Regions from separate parts of the Homo sapiens genome. Here region 1 is linked to region 2. A link is an interaction called in ENCODE POLR2A ChIA-PET data of the cell type or tissue named here. Cell type or tissue: A673. All regions are shown on one strand. Links, peaks and the distances in the headings refer to the core of each region. The heading gives the core; the rest is flanking DNA.

Region 1 (8,292 bases), core at 1,513-6,512, 350 kb before region 2:
TGGGGTTTCACCATATCGATCAGGCTAGTCTTGAACTCCTGACCTCGTGATCCGCCCGCCTCGGCCTCCCAAAGTGCTGGCATTACAGGCATGAGCCACTGCACCCGGCCTAATTTTCTGTCATTATAAGCCACCCAGTTTGTGGTAATTTGTTACAGCAGCCCCAGGAAACAAAAATACCCTCTGTCTCCAGCCTCTACCCTCTTTGTTGTGTTGGCTTCTCTTTTTCTTCTGGCTATGGACCAACCCCTGTACTCCCTAAACCACAAAGCTGCCAACAGCTTGCATATTTGACACCTGTCAATCAAGCTTCCAGAAAGAAAAACAGTACCCTCTGTTTTCCAAATCCAGTTCTCCATGAAATAACTTTGATTGGCCTAGCTTGACTTGCAAGCTAAATTTGGTCCAATCAACTGTGCCCAGTGGCAGACTGGCATTGAACCAAGATGGCAACTCCTAAAGTAGCCATATGGATGGGAACAGAAGATACAGGGAAATTTCTAGAGTAACAAGTGTCCGCTCCAGTTATCTTTAAATAGTTACTCCATAAACACTGGCTTCCCTGGACCATGTTAATCTTTTATATTTTCAGGTATATCTATCGATAAACAGTGAGGCAAAGATAAAGAAAAAATATGGATCTTAAAAAGCCAGATATCTCAGCTGATCAGTGAAAGTCTTTGAAAAGGATGTAATGGACACCAGTACTCTTAGAAGTAATAATGGCATAATTTATAAAGTAAATAATTTGATTGTCCCTACTCCAGCTGTCTGCGTGGAAAAGTGAATTGAGGGAATCCAGCCCCGTGCAAAAGGGCTAACAGGAGCAGCCAAATAGGGCCAGGTGCGGCAGCTTACGCCTGTAATCCCAGCACTTTGGGAGGCTGAGATGGGCAAATTACTTGAGGTCAGGAGTTCTAGACCAGCCTAGCCAACATGGTGAAAACCCATCTCTACTAAAAATACAAAAATTAGCTGGGCATGGTGGTGGGTGCCTGTAATCCCAGCTACTCGGGAGGCTGAGGCAGGAGAATCTCTCAAACCCAGGAGGCAGAGGGTGCAGTGAGCCGAGATTGCACCACTGCACTCCAGCCTGGGTATCAAAATGAGACTCTGTCTCAAAAAAAAAAAAAAAAAAAAAAAACACTCTGATAAAGAGCTGAATAGATACAAATAAATAACCCAAATATACTCTTGTTTGTCTTAGAGACAGTAAGCTAAATCTGATCAGAAATGACTGAAGCAAGTCCAGAGATGCCGACAGATTAGTACTTCTACACAGGCAGTTCTTGTGTGCTGAGGGATGAGATACTTGCAGCAACTTTGTGGCCATTCTCTTAGACCACTGAGTAATAGGCTGTGCTGATAACGACTCATAAAACCTTCAGACACAAATTTTGTAATTGCACCATTATTACAAATTGTATTGTCTGACATTCCAGGTTTCTTGTAAATAACTGATGTAAAGCCTCAATCATTAAAGGGGAGGTTTGAGATAGGATCAAAACTATCTTAGTTCTTTTTGAAAACGTCTCTTGCAGTCAAATTATTCCCCAGGAACGTTTCTGTACTATCAGCATGTTTTAAAAAAAAATCTAGATCACTTCTTTTTTTGAGAAAGGGTCTTGCTCTGTCATCCAGGCTGGAATGCAGTAGCGCAAACATGACTCACTGCAGCTTTGACCTCCCTGGGCTCAGGTGATCCCCCCACTTCAGCCTCTTGAGTAGCTGGGACTACAAGTACACACCACCTCGCCCGGCTAATTTTTCTATTTTTTGTAGAGATGGAGTTTTGCCTTGTCCTGAGCTCAAGGAATCAACCACCTCATCCTCCCAAAGTGCTGGGATTACAGGTGTGAGCCACTGCACCTGGCCATAAGTTCCCTCAGGGGTTTTTCTCAAGTTGCCTACAATAATCATAAATACAGCCTTTTCAGTGGCAGACTTATTCTATGGTCCATGATGGTTTACTGAAAACATAGGTTCCTTCCTGTCAATAACTTTCCATTATACTGTTATAATATAGCCAAGATAATATGGTAAAAATATGTTGACATGATAAATTTTTCCAATAAAATGCATCCTTTGCATGCAGACAATTCATACTTATTAGTAAATAAATTTCACTCTTTGGGCAGTTTCTGTCTAGGTCACCCCTTCAATACCAAGTTTAAGGCACAAGCTGATCTAGCATCACACAGGCAATAAACAAAAAACTATATTGTATCTTCTCTTCAACAGAGAATGAGGTAAGGCTCCCAGGATCCGCATGTCCTGTAAAGCTGACAAGGAGCATGTAGTGTGAGGGCACTTAGTGGGCAGTAGTCATTGAGCTCTTCAAGGATTCCCCAAGAGAACACAGGAGTTGGGTTGGAAGGGAAGACTCCCACAATTCCTAAAACAGTGCTGTAGTTCAAGGATAGTTTTATTCTTAGAAGAGTCCCTAGAAAGTCAAATGATAGCTTGTCGGAAGGATTTAAGGAACTAATAATCCACATGAAGTGCTTAGCACAGCACCCGATGTGTGATAAGCATTCAGTATATGTTAGCTAGTCTTGTGATTTGAAGTGGCGGTAGGATTTCTTAACATCCATGATAACTGTTGGGGCTTCCATCTTGGTATCTGTGCAGCTGCATTCTGTGAGTGACAGTGTTCTTGGGTGGAAGCAGCTGGTACCTAATGGCCATCTGGCACTCTGTGGCCAAGCACAACTCCAGCCCTATAGGGTGGAGCGATTACATCAATAAATAGTGGCTGCATTCACAAAATCCATGGGCCCTGTCTGGGAAGCCAAAAACCTGCTTGACAGCCTGTGCTCTTGTTACAGTAGGTAGCTAGCCAGCCATGAGCAGGGCAGGAGAGGAACCCTCCCAACCACCAGGAATGTCAGGCAACCATCAGGTGATGGTAAAGCATTTGTTACACTGTCTCCCTAAATTAATCTTTAGGTCAGTAAAAAGTAATTGTGGTTTTTGTTATTGGTTTTAATGACAAAGACCGCAATTACTTTTGCACCAACCTAGGAATTGGTCACAGCTGGTGCCAGGGAAAGGCAGTCTCCTAGTAGAGAGAAACACCTGAAACTAGCAATCAGCAGCTTCCCAGTGAGATCTCTAGAGTTGGGTGAGTGGGCTCAAGTATGTACACTAAGGGGCAAAATGACGGAGTTTAACCAGTATATGACCTTCCTCCAGGAACACTGGTAAGGGGAGAATGCCTCAAGTGAGCATGCACACAACTCCAGTTAAATACACTGCACATGTGGCCCCTCCCAAGTGCTGGCAGGCCACTGTGCACCCAGACAGCCCATCCCAAGGAAGAATCAAGAAGAAGAGATGCAGAGCCCGGAAGCATGCCATTGTATAAAACCCCAAGTCAAAGGTCAAGCAGTGCACTTGACTCTCTCAAGTCTCCCGCTTGGCCCTCTTCCAAGTGTACTTTACTTCATTTCGTTCCTGCTGTAAAGCTTTTTAATAAACTTTCACTCCTGCTCTAAAACTTGCCTCTGTCTGTCACTCTGCCTTATGCCCTTTGGTTGAATTCTTTCTTCTGAGGAGGCAAGAATTGAGCTTGTTGCAAACCCATAATGATTTGCCACTGCTATCACTGTCCAGGGCCAAGGAATATCCCTTTCCAGTAGGTGATAACATGGCTCAGTAATGGCTGCCATTTACAAAAATGCAAAAGAGGCCTGGCGCGGTGGCTCACTCCTGTAATCCCAGCGCTTTGGGAGGCCGGGGCAGGTGGATCACCTGAGGTTGGGAGTTTGAGATCAGCCTGACCAACATGGAGAAATCCCGTCTCTACTAAAAATACAAAATTAGCCTGGCATGGTGGCACATGCCTGTAATCCCAACTGCTCAGGAGGCTGAGGCAGGAGAATCACTTTAACCCAGGAGGCAGGGGTTGTGGTGAGCCAAGATCGCGCCATTGCACTCCAGCCTGGGCAAAAAGAGCAAAACTCTGTCTCCAAAAAAAAAAAAAAAAAAAAAAAAGCAAAAGAAAATGAGTAGCTCTGGCAGCAAGGCTATGGCACTTCCTTTATTTTTCAGTATTTTTTAGTAGATTGAACAGATACTATGCCTGCTTGATTTCAAGTGCTATGGATCCCTGAATGGTAGTCATGGTAGCAGAAGTGAAAATAGGAAGTTCCACGATATATATATTTTTTAATTTCCCACTTCTATGTCTGATTTATCTTCATAAAACAGGACATTCTGATTTTGTTCTGGGTAGTCTTTCTCTGTTGACCTCATCATTGAAACACAGTGCTACCCCCTTGGACTCCTAGAAGAGAGGTTGTCATCAAAGCATTAGGAAGCTTTAGGAACCCCAGGAATTCTAGAAAGCATCTGAAGGTCAGCGATTGGACATCTGTTGATAAACTTGGGCGGAGTCAACTATTGCAAATAATTGCCCCCTCCCAGAAAATATTAGAGGGTGCTCACTAGCCCCAGGCATCTGCCATGGGTGCTGCCTTCTCACACAGTGTCTGTACATGTCCCCAGTTACACTAACATCTTTAAGCTCAAAGAATCCCAGCTCCTCCAGGGACTGCAGTGGGAACCTTGAATAGATGACCAACCTCCATCAGCCTGTTTCTTCATCTGCAAAGTGGTAAAATAGCTTTATTCCACACGGTTGTTTTAAGGTAGAAAAATACAATATATAATAATTATATATAATATAGTTTTTATTGTATAAAAATACAACATGCAATGTAAATAAGTATGTATAATATTATATATATAATAATATAATTGAGTATTTAGCACAGCACTAGCCAGATAATAAATGCCCAATAAGTATATGGAAGAAATAGAGAAGACAACTACCAGTGCAATTCTTTTTTTTTTTTTTTTTTTGGGACAGAGTCTCGCTCTGTCACCCAGGCTAGAGTGCAGTGGCGTGATCTCGGCTCACTGCAACCTCCACCTCCCAGGTTCAAGCGATTCTCCTGCCTCAGCCTCCCGAGTAGCTGAGATGACAGGCACACACCATCACGCCCGGCTAATTTTTGTATTTTTAGTAGAGACGGGATTTTGCCATGTTGGCCAGGCTGGTTTCAAACTCCTGACCTCCAGTGATCCACCCACCTCAACCTCCCAAAGTGCTGGGATTACAGGTGGGAGCCACCATGCCGGGCCTACCAATGCAATTCTTAAAAACTGCTGAGTATGTTTTACTGATCTAAGAACACTTCGTTACGCTAGGTCGAGGATTTATAATTTGAGGTTTATGGTGCCTTAGAGAAACTTACTTAAATTTTATGCGAAATGATATATTTATGGGCGTTTCTCTAGGGAGAAGGCGCAGAGTTTTCACCAGATTCTTAGATTCTCTGCTCTGGATAAGGTTAGGAACCACCATGGTTTCTATTTCTTAAGCCCACACCTCACTCCCATTAGGATGTCTCCTATCCAAAAAACAAAAAAAAAGGCCAGGTGCAGTGGCTCATGCCTGTAATCTCAGTACTTTGGAAGGCCAAGGCAGGTGGATCACCTGAGGTCAGGAGTTCGAGACCAGCCTGGCCAACATGGCAAGACCCCCATATCTACGAAAAATACAAAAATTAGCCAGGAGTGGTGGCTGGCACCTGTAATTCCAGCTACTCAGGGGGCTGAGGCAGGAGAATTGTTTCAACCTGGGAGGCGGAGGTTGCAGAGAGCCAAGATTGTGCCATGGCACTCCAGCCTGGACCACAAGAATGAAACTCCTTTTCAAAAAAAATAATAATAATAACAGAAAATAACAGAGATTGGAACATTATTGTATCAGGCTGCTCAGACTTTCATAATAAAAAAAAAGCTCCAGACTGCAGGTCAGGCATGGTGGCTCATGCCTGTAATCTCAGAGCTTTGGGAGGCCAAGGCAGGCTGATTATTTGAGCCCAGGAGTTCTAGACCAGCCTGGGCACCATAGTAAAATCCTGTCTCTATGAAAAATACAAAAAATTAGCTGGGCATAGCGGTGCGCGCCTATAGTCCCAGCTACTCAGGAGGCTGAAATGGAAGGATAGTGGAGTCCAGGAGGTAAATGTTGCAGTGAACTGAGATTGCACCACTGCACTCCAGCCTGAACAATTGAGCGAGAGCCTGTCAAAAAAAAAAAAAGAAAAAACCAAAAACCTCCAGACTGGGTAGCTTAAACAACACAAATACATTTTCTCACAGTTCTGGAGGCTAGATGTCCAAGATCAAGTTTCTGGCTGATTCGGTATCTGGTCAGCTGATTCAGTATCTCCTCCTGGCTCGCAAATGGCTGCCTCTTGCTCTGTCCCTACAAAGCCTTAGTGCCTTCGCATGGAGAGAAAAGGGCTAGCTCTTTGGTGCTCTTCTTTTATTATTATTATTATTATTATTATTATTATTATTATTTTTTGAGACAGAGCCTCGCTGTCTCCCAGACTGGAATGCAGTAGTAGTGTGATCTCAGCTCATATCAACCTCTGCCCCCACGGGTTCAAGCGATTCTCCTGCCTCAGCCTCCCAAAGATCACAGGCATGAGCCATGGCTCCTGGACCCCATGCTTTTACAAATGAGGAAACTGAGTCGTAGAGAGGGTTAAGGAACTTCCTGAATAGAAATAAAAAGTAGGAATGGGAATCAAACCTAGGCATTTGGGATCCAGTGTGGTGGCACGCACGTGCCAGTAATCCCAACTACTGGGGAGGCTGAGGCATGTTTCCACGACAACAGGCTATCTCACAAAAATGTAAGTGTCTCATGAGTCTCTAAGTCATCTCGGTTTAGGGACCAAGCCAATTGTCTCTGTAATGCTTCAGTTTTAATATATGCACTGTCAAAGTGAGCATGTATAAAAATGTACATTGTCAGCTATGATAATTAAATCCTTGACTCATCTGAACACTCCGCTATAACAGCAAGCATCACGTCATTTTGTAACTGTCTCTTAGCTGGTCCACCTCCTCTACCTCCTCCACTAAACCGCGCATTCCCTGACAACAGGGTTGACTTGTTCCCGTCTTAACCCCTTGTCTGATACAAGGTATTATGACCCTGGATATATACAAGTTAGATCATTTTGCAAGTGAGACTTGTACCATTTATAAGGACAAATACTCATTTTATATTTTAGTCTTACAAGGAAAAAGGCATCTGAGAAAATGTAGGGCATATGCAAGGGCCCCCACAAATTGAGCATAACACAATTCTGCAGATGTCTTGCTTTGTTATTGTTGTTTGGGGTTGTGTTTTTTGTTTTTATTTTTTGCTTGATAATAAGATTAAAGCCTCATATATATGTCAGAAAGTAGGGTGGCTGAATCTAATATCTTAGCATGTCCCATATTTTAAGCATAGTAGCTGCTCTATTTTCCAAATTAACTTGTTGATCATTTAAGTATCAAGAAGCCATGTGGTCCAGTCAGAGAAACATGCATCTCACAACTAAAAGTTGTGACTTTTAGTCACAGGCAACTTCAGGCCAGGCGCAGGGGCTCACACCTATAATATCAGCACTTTGGGAGGCCAAGGCAGGCAGATCACTGGAGGCCCAGAGTTCGAGACCAGCCTGGCCAAGACAGGGAAACCCCAGCTCTACCAAAAATACAAAAATTAGCTGGGAGTGGTGGCGCACGCCTATAAGTCCCAGCTACTGGGGAGGCTGAGGCAGGAGATTCGCTTGAACCTGAGAGGCAGAGGTTGCAGTGAGCCGAGATCGTGCCACTGCACTCCAGCCTGGGCAAAAAGAAGAAGAAAAGCAAGGGAAGGAAAAGAAAAGAAAAAACAGAAAAAAAGAAAAGAAAAGAAAAAGCAACTTCAAAATAATTCAGATCCTTCCCTTGTGTTTCTCAGAAGCCATGAAGTAGGGCCAAATAAATGTTCCAGAGCAGCCCTTATTAGAAAGCCCTTTCCTTTTCTAACCTCATACTCTAGCTGCTTCAGTGCCTCCTTCTACACATTTTTGGTGCTCATCTGGATCAAAATGTTGGAATAACACCACAAATTTATCTTCTCCCCAATCTCAAACTCATAAAATGCTACTAAATTAATTTAAAAGGCATAAACCTTCAATGGTAGAAGGAATAGCAGGCAGATCACACACAAGAGATTTCAGCAAAGCTCTGCAAGATGAGGAGCACCTGGAGAAGAGTAGCTACTGGGTGGGCTGAAGAAGTCCCAGCCAAGAGTAAGGTGCTCAGCGTAACACCAGGGAAGGATGTCAGCAAGTCTCGCACAAACTTAGAGAGACTTGGGATTCAGAAATGCTTGGTGGGAGTGAAATGCGAGCTGAAATAGAAAATTATGGAAGATGTCCATATGGAACA
Region 2 (8,292 bases), core at 1,189-6,188:
AGTTCACTGAGGCTGCTTTCATGTAACACAGGGACAATACATGACAGACACAGTGGAACCCTACAGGTTGCCTAGTATTTAAAGACTGTGAAGAGGAGGAAATGTCAAAATTCAAAGTCTTAAATGATGTGGTTTTAAGTATGTTCAGCAATTTCACCACTCAGTAGTAAAGCCAGCTACAGTTGAAAGGAATCAGAAATTTGAGGGGTGTGAAATAAGCAGAAGCACAGAAGTTAAGAATTTGTATTCTTCCCACATTTTCCACTTTATTTTATACTGATGAGAAAAAACAAATTTAATAGTTTTCTGCTGTATAAAAGAGACACATTCACTTTATGTCAAAATAAGAGTCACTCAATTTTAATACAACTATCTCAATTTATAAATTAACATTCTCCCCCACTGACCACACACAGTAAGTCTCTTCTGGTGTTGTTGATTAGAGAAGCAAAAGTTGCTGCTACAATTCTCTTCCTACATTTTAATATAAACAATCATCAGTCTTTTCTTCATAAAGTGCAGTGTGGACACCATCATCAGAATGTACCAGCGCTGGGTGTGCAAAGTTTACAAAGATCAGCAATAGCAAAAGTTTGGAGATTTTTGAAATTCATGCTGCTGCAAAGAACTATGTAAAAACCACTCACTATAGAGGACCACAGAGAAACTCAGGCATGAAGTTATATGGCTGTGTGATTGGTTTGGGAAAAGGAACAGAAAGCATTTCCACCAACCCGTATGTCTGAACAAATGACTGCAAAACCTCAGAAGCTACGAAAATGTTTATATACTAACCAAATACCTCTTAATAAGCCAGAGAAACAGTGTGTCTCCTTAGGACAGACGCGGTGGCACACGCCTGTAATCCCAGAATTTTGGGAGGTCAAGGCAGGCTGATCACTTCAGATAAGGAGTTTCAGACCATCCTGGCCAACATGGTGAAACTATACATGTCCCTACAAAAAATACAAAAATTAGCCGGGTGTGGTGGCGGGCACCTGTAATCCCAGTTTCTGGGGAGGCTGAGGCATGAGAATCGTTTGAACCTGGGAGGTGGAGGTTGCAGTGAGCCCAGATTGCACCACTGCACTCCAGCCTGGGCAACAAGAGAGAAACTCTGTCTCAAAAAAAAATAAGAAGAAAGAAATGGTGTGTCTCTATCCAACAGCTTTATACATCTCACAGATATTTTCAGCTTAACCCCCCCACCCCCACCACCTACATCTCAATACAGGAAAGTAATAGGGTGCCATACAATATTCTCTAGACAATAAATCAAATTCAATCCCAAGTCCTCTACAATTAACTGTATTACCTTGAGCAAGTCACTTAACTTGTCTGAATCTTCATCTCCTTATGTGCAGAAAGAGCATAATAATGCTTCCTATACTGTGGGGTTACTGGAAGAGATGATCCAGGTAAAGTATTAAAGCACACTGACAGGCACATAGCAGAAGCCAATGCTTCTCCCTCTTGCAGAGTTCCTGAGTCTCAATGGAGACTAACCCCACATAAGATACTTTGAAATCCATAAATGGCTAAATGAAAGGCTTCAGATACTCAGAGACGCCTTTCTGGTAACTTCTTAAAATACGCTGGTGGGTAAACTACAATTCTAAAATATAATACAATAATCATAGAAAAGAATCTGGAGGAACGAACACCAAAATGTTAAGTGTACATATCTCTGGAGATTACAGGAAATTTTCATCCCTAAATAATCTGTTTCTTAATTGTAACTATTCAAATAATGAACAGATATTACTTTTTAATCAGGAAGAAAACATTATACACAGCATGTCTGTTTTAAAGTCCCTTGTCATTCAATACATCACAACTGTACTGGAAATAAGTAAAAAGACACTGTTTCCTAAATGTGTAAAACTGAAGACATCCACAATCTTTACCAAAAGTCCCTAGAACCAATAAAAAAAAATTAAAATGAGAATGTATCCAGATGTACATTAACATCAATCAAATTCACTATTCTTTAGCCACACCTACACATGCTACAAGAGAAGCCTTTAACAAGCGCTCCACCATTAATGACATGTCCCTAAAAAGGGGGGTGGGGAGTCACAGGCCCAACATCATATAACAAACTGGAAACCCTTCTGTACCTGTTAACTTGGTGATCTCAGCATATTTTCTAAGGACCAGCTGTCCAGGTCTGACATACCTACCACATCAATTGACAGGGTTTTTGTCACTCTCAACAGGGAAGCTTCCAAATCCACAAAAAAATAGGAGGGGGCAGATCACCCCTACATCTGCTCCCAGTCCCAACAGGCAGACAGCAGCTGTCTGGGACTCAGCCAAGTATAAATAGAGCATTTTTACCTGCAGGGTACTTCCATGGCACAATGTGCTTCAAATGAATTTCCATGGCCAGGGATCCTGCTAAGACTGGGCTACAGTCAATCCTTCAAAACCCACAAAAATTTCGAGTGAGGGTTAACATGGAAATGACAATGCATACTTTGGATTCTTGTAAAAGAGTCAATGTTCAGCTCTTCCTCCAGGAAAATAACAGGATCCAAAAACTCTTTCCTTCAACCCACGGAGCCTGGGCTGGTGGCTATAAAAATGTTATGCCCTGGTTGGGGAGGCTGGGAATATGAGCTAGAAATTCTGAACAACGGAAGAAGACCAGGATACAAAAAGTAAATACGCTTTTCCTGTTGAAGATGCCAAGTTCTATCAAAAAAGTAAAATACCACATGGGCCAAATATATTTCCTGAATAAGGGACTGAGGAAGTCTTACAAGACCCTCATGAATGCTTTACTTTTGTTTGCAGCTACATTAATAATTGAGCAGTTAGTTTTAAGCAGCGATTCTTGAACCTTAGTACACATGAACATCAGTTTAAGGCCTTGTTAAATAAGGCTGATTCTCATTCCCAGGACCAGAAAGAGTAGAAATCGGGAGACCAAATCTGGTGATCCTTTGCTCTGGAATCATGACCCACACTTCGGGAAATGATGTTAAGACTCATAATATGTGTCTGATTCTCATACGGAACAGTTAGCCCTGCTCTGCCCCACTATCATATGATGGTACTTACTAGCCACCAAGACAAAACACAAAGCACTGAGCCCAAATGGGTAAGGCGAGGGGTTGGGAGTGGGACAAAGGAGGCAGGCATGACATGAAGGAAATGAAGAGTCTAACACAGGGTAACATTCAACAGTAAAACAAAAGAACATAGCAAATTAAAACAACAGCAACGACAAAACAGTAACACCCACGTTCACTCATTTAATTTATTCTTTATCAACGCTGGATTACCCAAAAGGCATAAATGATCCTGAGTTTGGGCCAAACACATGCACAAACACCAAATCAATGTAATTATCATGGAAAAAAAATCAGAACTCTTACAATAATGAAATACAAATAATTTAAAATAGTAAGTTAAATGTAGTTTTAAAAAATCAGAACTCTGACATCCTTATAATCATTTTAGAGTTTATTTGAAAGTTGTGTAGGAGAGTACACTATAATCTTTTCCGTGTTTAGGTTATCTTTTTCTTGACATATATTTATAATATGTGCCTGGCACATAAAAACTCAATAAAGGGAGATAATTTCACATTTCTGAGCCCCTAAAATATTACATGTACTAAGTTATTGAGCTTTAGCAATAAATAATATGTGGTTCCTACCACTTTAGTAAAGGGTCATATGTATGTAAACAGATATTACAGTATGATGAGCACAATAATAAAAATGTTACAAGGATCAGGAAGGAGCAATAAACTCTCTAGAAGATGGGGGGTCCAGACAGAGATTACTGGAAGAAGCAAACCATGGGGAAAGTTCCACCAAGTGGACACAGGAGGAGAAGCACAGGATAGAAGGAACAGCACGCGCCAGATATGACAGCACAGTGAGTAGCTGAGAACTACAAAGATGAATAGGAAGTGCACGCAGGGGATCGTGGGGAAGGAGTCACAAGAGGCATCCAGGTCAATCCACATACCTCAAAGTTGCCCAGCCTTAGAAACAGAGGCAGGGAGAGAGAAGAAAATACATAAACCACTGTGACACAGCTCCATACTAAAGAAATCTCAGCCATTATACAAGGGAAAAATAAATGTGTTGCAGCTAAATGGGGAAAAAAGAAATCATGGCCCTATAATGGCAGTGGTATCAACAAAGCTCTGCCTTTTTTTTTTTTTTTTTTTTTCCTTTTTTTAAGCTCAGTTCAAATTTCTGTTCATTCACAACTGCAGGTTCAAAGATTCACAAAAAGCAGCACTGGAAAAAGTTTGTAATTGTGTAGCGTAAACTCAAACCCAGACACAGCAAGGATCTGTTGGGGGCCCCAGCCAACAGGGCCAGGCCAGACTCCCACCATGACTTCCCTGAGGTGCAGCAAACAACAGCTGGTGCCCCATCAATTTACACCAGCCTCTGGAGTTTCTTAATCCCAATCCCAAATTACAAGAACTTACAGGTAGAAGGGGTCTTGGAAGTAGCCCAGATCATTCTTCTTCCCCAAGGAGGACTCACTGCCAATGTGCCTGTCTCTGCTTGTAGACTTGAGCACCAGGGCCTTATCACCCTGAGAAAATCTCTCTATGCCCCACTCGCACCTCTGACTCAACCTTCCTAAAATGCTATTTTCATTCTGTAGCACCCTCTCTGCCTTCACAGAAGTAAGTAATCTTTTAGAACAGTTCTTTTGGGATACCAGTGCCTTTACTTTAGGGAGTTCTAGGGCATGGCACTCAAATAGTAACCTACCATGACTCGAGAAAGGGAGAGAAAAGCATAAACATAAAATGTGATCACAGTTTTGGGAACACATTTAACCCACCTTAGTTTTCCTAGAGCTTCCAACCTCCAGAGCTTAAAGATGGAGCCCTGTACTCTGGGACCCATATTCCTAAATGCTGCATCCACAGACACACATGGCCAGCACATGATTAAGCCCACTACATTTCTTCTGTAAAAAATTAAACGTACTTATTTTACAACAACGATAGACAAGCCACTTGGATGAATAGTTATTAAAGGAAAGGATGATTGCAGAGTCCTCATTAAGATTAGAGACAACCTTCTAGTATTTAAGAATCATTTGATGACCCCAACAGACTAATGTAAGGATAAAAATTAGAGTACTAACGTAATTCAGAGACAGAGACAAAAAGACCTAGAATTGAGTTGTAAATGTGGCACTTACTGGCTGTGTTACCTTGGACAAGTTACTTAACTACCAAGCTTTATTTTCCTCATCTGTAAAATGAGAATACATAAAATTAAAGATGTGTAGTTAAAGGTTTAACACAGTGGTAGGCAATAAGAAAATAATAAAGTAAGCTCCTATTCTTCTTGCCTGTTATGAATTACATGATAGCCTTTCAGCACTAACCTTCTATCACATTCAGCTACCACATCTCTCAGGACATCCTCATCACTGTGTCGATCCCTAATTCTAAATAAAAGGTGATGGTGAGGAAAATATACATTCCAACAGATAAGGTACTCTATTAAACATACCATTTATCATTGGTGAGCTCTCAGAAGCCATCCACCATGCCCCCACTACCCCTCTGGTGCCTCCAAAGAGTGTTCAGGGTCCCTCATTATCTATAAAGCCTTACTGAGCACTCTTTTCTTCCATACCACACCTTCCATCCAGTCCCTGCATACCTCACATGCATGCACCATGCTCAGTCCAGTCCTCAAGTCTTTGCTCATGTTCATGCCCTCCACCCTTGCTGATTTTAATAGGATTATCACTGATAATCTAACCCACACTATCAGCAGTAAGTCAAATACTATCTTCTATTTTTCTTTTATTTTTGTGCTTGCCTTCTCTCCCCAACTTGTTTTTAATCTAGTCTACTGCATTGCAGATGTCTCCTGTAGCACCCTCCACACCACTACTGCTCATGCCACAGCACCTGGCACAGTACTGAGCCCCCAATGAATGCTAGAGAAATAACTGTTTGACATGAACATCAGAGACAGAGAAATTCATCAGCTGCTTTGCTGCACCATAGTTTGATGGCAAGGGATCCACAGTTATAGCTATAAGTACAAAAATCAACTCATCAAAACAAAAATGTCTAAAAATCACTCTAGCCCCAGAAGGTTAAACTGGTAGCTCATTAAAGGCAGCATGAATTCTGCTAAGTGTTAAGCAATCCAGCCTGAAGCAATTTGCTTAATCTGCCAGAGAGGTAATAGGGACCAGAGCTGGGGAATTCAACATCATATAACTAGACAACCTCAAAGTGAAGGGGAGGACAAAGAGCTACTTAACACTATACTTAGGATCCCACATGATGGTTGGTACCTCTGGAAAGAGGAACTCATGGACATGTTATTTCAATTCTCTTTTGGTGTTTAACACAGGCTTGTGGTTTCCTGCAAAAATGGTTTCTGCTGCTTTGCAAAGATCTATATGGAGAAGAAAACTCCCAATGGCCATTCCACAGGTGAGAATTTTGCCACCAGCTGTATCCTGTTATCCAAAGGAAACGGGAACCATAAGCTGCCAGGAGGTCCAGACACAGGAGAGGAAGGCCATAATTCAGTGAGTGCTGACATTCCTATCCCTACGGTAATAAGAATAAACTTTAAATTTAGAAAAATTCTTACACAGCTGGGTTTTATGTAAATTAACTTCAGGAGGGGTTAAAATAGATATCCGGCAAAGAGACTGCCAAATTCAAGCCTTTACACTTCCTTCATCCTCCCCAGCCTCTATCAACCAAAAAGCAGGCTGTCCAATGGGCTAAACCAATTATAAACCACCTGGAAAGACTAAATATAGGCAGGTAGGCTCTCACACAAATGAGGACATTACTGAGCTGGATGACCTTACCTGGACAAATGCGAGACCTGTTAGGAATGATTTCCAAGGCAGGCACGGCCCACCTTCTCACACACGTTATGTGACTATCGAACGAGTCACACAAGTGTCAGAGGGGATCAGAGACGTTAAAAATGTCAGTTACCTTGTTAATTATTAGACTGGTTCTTGTCTTGAGAATAAATATTGTCTTCAATGTTATAATTTCACAATACTAAGCCTTTAACATCTTGAGAACAATGACACTGGAAACACAAGGTGGTAGGTTTTTGTTAAACCACCTATCAAAATTGGAAGGAAAAGTTTTAAACAATGAAGACTTCAAATTAAAAACTTGTATATGTCATAATTAAGTGAAAATTCTACAGATATGAGGAAAACTTCAATATTCTAAGCAGTCCCCTATTAAAGATTTTGTTAATGTTAATCGCTTCAATGAAAAATTTTATTTCTAATGGGGAATTTCTAATCATAAAACATTCCTGACATGAGTAATCCCTTAGACAGTCATTCTTGCTCTTATACACCAAGCAAGGATATTTCTGAAAATACTAATGCATTTATTTTATGTGGCAAAGAACTAGGTTAGCCAACTAAAAGCACATGAAAATTAATTATCAACACTGATGCCAGGTCAATACAGAACTTGTGACAACATGAATGGCATTTTTAGCAGAGAATCTGACTATTTAAAGACAGCATTTGGGGAGTGGGGCAGAGGGAAAGAAAGGAATCAGGAATATATGTTTTAAACTACGAAAATAATGGGCTTATGAGCTTTTACCTCTTGGAGGAAGAGCTGAGAACATGTTAGCTTGTGTTTTTTAACCACTGCTACTCCTGCTGATGGAGAGTCAGCCACATGTTTGATACAGAAACCCATGTTTACAGTTGGGAACACTTTTTTCATCCTATGTAAGTCACCTAGAGAAAGAACTGATATCACAGAGACTTTAAACTTTCAAACTAGTAGTTGAGTGGGCTGTATTTCTTAAGGATTCTGCTGTTCAAGTAAGAAGTGAGGATTTTATTTCCTCATTGCTTCCCATTATCATTTTTTTCTTGTTGCTTATCCCAAGTCAGGTATGCCTGTTTACTGGATTAGTGTCAGTGAAAGATGAAGTTTACAGAACATCTCCTGTGCACTAAATTGCTGCACAGATGGCATCTCATTTGACCTACCACAGGCCTCTCAGGCGAGTGGTTATTAACTCTGTTTTCTACAGAGGAGGGAGGCCCCTGGCTAGCAAGAGGTTGGGCTTCACCTCCCTCCCCTCTCATGACCCTCTTACTATGACCAAAGCAGTCCATCATTCTTCAGTTGACATGGGATGTTTAGTTGATTCTGAGCTTTGGCTGTCTCTGGGTTTTTGAAGCAACCTGAGTTCTTTGGTTTTTCAGATCAGTCTGAATTCTGGCCATCTTCTAACGATGACTAATCTAGCACTGAACCAACTGCGTGTT

The links. ChIA-PET counts read pairs that join two places held together with the same protein. Peaks named below come from ENCODE experiments on the same cell type or tissue, not always from the same donor. Only the 100,000 strongest peaks of a DNase experiment are listed, where the experiment ranks them.
Region 1: POLR2A ChIA-PET joins it to region 2 with 7 read pairs; 2 of 35 experiments call an interaction of 5 or more read pairs at or near these places.

What each region holds. Positions count from the first base shown.
Region 1 is chr15:85,820,375-85,828,666 of GRCh38, reverse strand. It overlaps MIR548AP (microRNA 548ap), which reads right to left and starts at 3,032; the gene lies at 2,937-3,032. It also overlaps the pseudogene RNU6-231P. In A673, for the core only: no CTCF peak of the experiment used is centred there; no DNase peak of the experiment used is centred there.
Region 2 is chr15:85,473,537-85,481,828 of GRCh38, reverse strand. All of the region lies in intron 1 of AKAP13 (A-kinase anchoring protein 13), which reads right to left. Among named protein-coding and RNA genes, the nearest start is that of AKAP13, 97 kb to the right of the region's middle. RefSeq lists an enhancer at 48-207 and silencers at 742-791, 6,110-6,169. In A673, for the core only: a CTCF peak has its summit at 3,830 (motif pointing left); DNase peaks (open chromatin) are centred at 2,618 and 3,858; H3K4me3 peaks cover 798 bases; H3K27ac peaks cover 1,305 bases.